Linked DNA regions of Homo sapiens: region 2 is linked to region 1. Evidence: chromatin loops called from intact Hi-C (ENCODE). Cell type or tissue: PC-9. All regions are shown on one strand.

What was found. A loop is a pair of places that touch in the nucleus more often than their neighbours do. Peaks named below come from ENCODE experiments on the same cell type or tissue, not always from the same donor. Only the 100,000 strongest peaks of a DNase experiment are listed, where the experiment ranks them.
Region 2: a loop joins it to region 1, with 8 times the contacts of the local background. A loop is called at or near these places in 53 of 110 quality-filtered maps.

What each region holds. Positions count from the first base shown.
Region 1 is chr2:45,992,039-45,994,538 of GRCh38, forward strand. All of the region lies in intron 6 of PRKCE (protein kinase C epsilon), which reads left to right. Among named protein-coding and RNA genes, the nearest start is that of EPAS1, 300 kb to the right of the region's middle. In PC-9, CTCF peaks have their summits at 1,491 and 1,690; DNase peaks (open chromatin) are centred at 363 and 1,563; H3K4me3 peaks cover 47 bases; H3K27ac peaks cover 1,506 bases.
Region 2 is chr2:46,364,100-46,366,599 of GRCh38, forward strand. All of the region lies in intron 6 of EPAS1 (endothelial PAS domain protein 1), which reads left to right. Among named protein-coding and RNA genes, the nearest start is that of LINC01820, 29 kb to the right of the region's middle. In PC-9, CTCF peaks have their summits at 978 (motif pointing left), 1,178 and 2,400 (motif pointing left); a DNase peak (open chromatin) is centred at 952; H3K27ac peaks cover 317 bases.

The DNA.
Region 1 (2,500 bases):
TCTAGAAACTTGCACTGTGCTTGGTCATTGAACATAATAAGTGAAATCATAGGCGATAATTCAGGCATTGAGTCAGAAATAAGTGTGAGCAATTTACAGGCAAGAGAGGGCCTGGAAAGGGGTGTAGGGAGAAAGAATGCCACAGGAGTGCTTTGGTTGACTCAGAATCCTTTGCAGTAACATCCACAATGCCTGGGGACCATGAGAATGTCCCCTGTACACGTGGCAGATTGGCTGAAAATTCAGTCTGAGCTTTGATCTGAGGAATGCTGGGTAGCAGACAAGCGGCCGATCGTGGTCCCCGGAAAGCTCTGAGTCACGGTTCTGGTGTGATCAGGACTCCAAAATCTCTTTCTGGTGATGACATTTGGCCCAGCATGACCCCAGGGGGGCATCCCTCTTACCTCCTTTCTCCTCATTCTGCGTGAACGACTTTGCGGTCGTTCACTCTCACACCCCTGCCAACTTCCATTGCACAAGCACACAATTTCCCATTTGCAAATATTTGCTCTCTGTCTCTGAGCTTGGCATGACTGGAACCTGTTATGAAATCAAACCATTGCCCTGGCTCACCCTCAAGGGCCAAATTACCCCAACATAAAGAAATTCCTGCAGCATACATGGGCCTGGGCCCCTCCTTAGGAGTGGCTCTGTCACCATTCCCAGAAGGTTGTCTGCTTGCTTTGGAGGAATTCCCAGGAGCCTGGCCTGCCTTTTGCTTCAATCTCAGCTATAAAAAGGGTGGAAACATGGAAACCAAGTCTCTCCAAATGACGGTAGGATGTGTGATAGAAGGTGAAAGTCAGAGTGCCTGAACCCCAGTGTGTCCCCAGACAACACTGCTGCTGCTGCACCACCCAGCACATAGTAGGTCCTCAACAAATGTGTGGTGAATAGCTGGGTAGTAGTAGAAGAGCGCTTCTCTTTTTGTAAGAGCCCCTGGCAAAGCAGATCTATTTCTTCCCGGTACAACTTTATCCAAATGAAACCAGTGAAAGTGAGCACTGAGAGGCATTCTGGAAAGAGAAGCCTTAAAGGGCAGCCTAGGGCTGGGAGTGGATTGGCAGCAGGGGCTCACGGCCTTTGGCCTTGGTGCTCCCCAGTAGTGTTGTGAGGGGTGGGGGTGGGTGGTTCATTTGGCCACATTAATGCAAATGCATCTCAGGTTTCTTTTGGTTCCAACAGGGACGCCCACTGTCCTTTGCTGGTCTGTGGCCTCCCAGTGACACCTGCAGCCTCCAGGAGCCCATCTTGCTCCCGTTATGGCTGCCCAGAGTAACTGGAGCTCCCCTTCCTCACCACTTTGCCCTGGCATTTCCAGACTTTTCAAAGCACTTTCAAAGTCACTATCTCACATCGTGCATGCTAACTGATGTGTGATTGAGATTTTTTTTACATATTAAGATGAGTACATAACTCAGGGGAAATAGCAGACTTTTTAAAAATAAAAGGCAAAGTCCTCAAAACCAAAACCAAAAAAAGATACCCCCTTTGCCGACCTGCCAGCCCAAGTTGTTTTGTCAGGACAGACAGGTCTGGCATTTCAACACCAGAGGGAGCTAGTGGTCAAGTTATGTAGACAAGTTAGTTGCCCTTCTCAAGAAATTCTCAACTTGGCTCTTTTATTCTCTTTTCCGTCACTTCACAGAGAGGCAGAAGACAGCTTTCATGGGTTTGGTGGGTGGAGCAGGTGTGGTGAATGAGCATCAAAGGGCAGCTGATGCAATGAGGCAGGGTAGTGGGGACAGAATTCTGGGCACAGTGCTGTTGCCTGGTCTCTGATCAGCCCGCGGATCAGAGTTATTAGTGATAACTCCATTAGTCAAGTCGGTGCCATGGCCTGGCTGCGCTGGAGTTTTCTTGTTTGTTTTTGTCCTGAGAAAGCCACCCTGCCACCACCTCACCCCACCCCCACCTTTAGCCCAATGGGCATCTTGGGTTCAGTAGCTCAGTTGAACTGTCCAGGCTGGTCTGGGGGGGCTCTCTCCAGACAGGTGACCAGGTTATGTAGAGCATTACGGAGATCTGGCTGCTTATCCTGCCTGGCTTCACTCCAGGAACAGTTTTGGTTTTTAAACATTTTTAGTAGACTTTACTTTTTAGAGTAGTTTTAGGTTCACAACAAAATAGGTCAAAGGTATAAAGATTTTCCACAAACCTTCTGCCTCCACACATGCACGGCCTCCCTCACCATCAGCATTCTGCAACGGAGTGGTATATTTGTTAACGGTCAGTGAACCTTCATTGACACATCATCATCAAAGTCCATAGTTTACATTAGGGCTCACTCTTGGTGGTGTACATTTCCATGATTTTGGACAAATGTATAATGACATGAATCTACCATTATAGTATCTTACAGAATAGTTTTACTGCACTAAAAATCCTCTGTGTTCTGCTTCTTCATCCCTCCCTCTCTCCTAACCCCTGGTAACCACTAAACTTTTTACCATTTTCATAGTTTTACCTTTTCCAGAATGTCCTATAGTTGGAATGATAC
Region 2 (2,500 bases), 370 kb after region 1:
ATACACTCTCCGCCTCAATTCCCCTTTAGAGACAAATCCTGCAAAAACCAATGCCTGTCCAAGATACCTAATGGGGTGAGGGGTTCTCCATTTTAATCAGGAAATTCACTAGGTTTAATGACATCTGAGACACACAAGGTGCTGTGATTCCCACAAAGGGGATTGTTTTCCTACAAGAAAAGTTAGAATCTGAAGAAAATGTATGGCAGTTAGAATCCACAAAATCAATTTTGAAGCAGTTTGGTACTTGTCTTATATATACTGAGACCACAGACACAATCAAGCAAAAAAAGAAAAAGGGTCATGGAGAAAAAGATGAAAACCGACAGGAAAGAAGGGAGAGAAAAGACAACTCTAATTTTACATTGAACTCTCAGGTCAAATCAGTTGAATCTGAAACAACCTATTCTGAAACATCTGAAATAGAATAAAGGAATACAGATGGTTCAAAATGCATTTGTCCTCCTGTTAATGAGGGATCAGAGTACCATATTAAGTCCTGCATTAATTGTTTTTAAAATAGTAAATACTTTTAAAAGTAAATTTCATAACAATTCATGTCGGTCACATTTATGTACCTATGGTCAACTGCTCTAGACAAGGGGAGCAAGTTGAGTAGCAGGGTAAAAGAAAAATATCCTGATTATTAATGGAATTAATGATCTCTTCTTCATTTACGACTCAAACATAGGCAATATACTCTGTTTCCCGAAATACTGAGCAACCAGTTACGAACTGTCATTTACTGTGCATCTGCTATGTAACTGTGTGCCAGAGACCATTACATCAAAGTAAAAGAGATGATTCCTGATCTTCAGGAGTTGAGAGTTTGAGACATAAGCCATTTAATGAAACCACAGTGAATGGTACAAAATACAACATTCCATTTACCCAAAAGGAAGACAAAAGTTGTTCCCAAGTAGTTTAACTTTAAAATAGGGTGGTTCTTAAATTCATGTGGAGGTGCCATCTAGTGGTGAAAGAGGTAACTGTGAAGGAAGCCAAGCCGTCAGGGAGATAGAGGCCAGGCCTTTCTAATTATCATATAATCCCACTGCGATTTTGTCAGTTGTAGGAGTCTTCCTGTATCTTAGAAATAAATTATAAAACCAAATTATGTGGATAGGAGCAGTATCACCAGGGGAAGAGGTTTCAAAATTACAGTAAAAATTTCAAATCAACAAAGAGGGTCATACAATTTTTACAGGTAAAGAACTTTAGGGCAACCCTGTTTTGTCATTGCATTTAGGGAACATAGGACATATTAATATCAGGAGTTACAGTTGAATAAAGATGCCTACATTCCAAGTTCTGTGGATAAATTTATGGTGAATTGTTTTTCTACAAAGAAGTTGAGAATAAGTAAAAATGGTGAAAGTGAGGGAAACGTTGAGGATCCTAAAGATAATGTCAGTAAGGAGAACTATAAAGAGCCATAAGTGGTAAAACACACACACAACCTTCCTATGTATACTCTTACCCCTACAGGTACCCTGTAACACTCCACAGACAGGATAGAAATGGATTTCCCGTTAATTACAGAGCTGGTTGTATAGATTTCATATAACCATGTAGTATTTGAGGAAAACACAAGGCTTAAGTACTGTTTAAAGCAAACAAAATCTAGATGAAAATATATTAAAACCAACCGAAGGCACTGAAATCTGAGTTAGTGAACAGCGTACATATTAGTAAGGAAACGCAGTGTCAAAGCTTATAAGCACATATAGAAACCAAAATGAGATAAATCACGGGGTGCTGAGGAGAGGCGATGGGCAGAGTGTGGAAGGAAAGCAAGCCGACTTGAAGTATTTATTAGCAGATACATTCTTTGGAAAACAAATAGGTGGTTACAAAGTACTTAAAACTTTCATCCTCTTAAACAGTTTAAATACTCTCTCACCATCTTGCTTACATGATTAATTTACCTAGCAAATCCTTTACTCGTGTAGGGAACAGGGGTAAAAACTGCAGCCAGATCTTGCGTGACTCCAGGCGGTGGCATCTGAAGTCAGGCACCGTGGCGCTGCACCGCACGTGGACGGGTGCTGGCGATTACATGCGGGGAAGAAGAGCGAGCCTTCTCAGGCCTGTGGGTGGATTTCTTTCTGCCACTTGAGGTGGCAGCACTCACGCTGTAGCCAAGAGAATAATTTTTTTGCGAGCACTCTGCTGTAGGTGGTGTATTTTGAATAGAGCTTCTAAACAGTTTTGAGAGTAAAGAGCAATGAATCATTCATTTTACATTTTGAAGGCACATCTCACTCTGAAGTCCAGTGCTCAGAGAGCTGACCCACGTATTTACTTGGGGTAACACCAACTTCAGAATTTAACAACCCCCTTTAAAGCTGTATTTTCTATTTCCTTTCATCCTTCCTCTGCCTCCTTGTGGCTGACTATCTATCTGCATCTCTCTCCTCACTGCATCCTTGGTCTGCTGTTTTTTGACTTTATTATTAAAAAGTATCCTCTGTTCTTATGTTTGAAATCTGGTGAATTA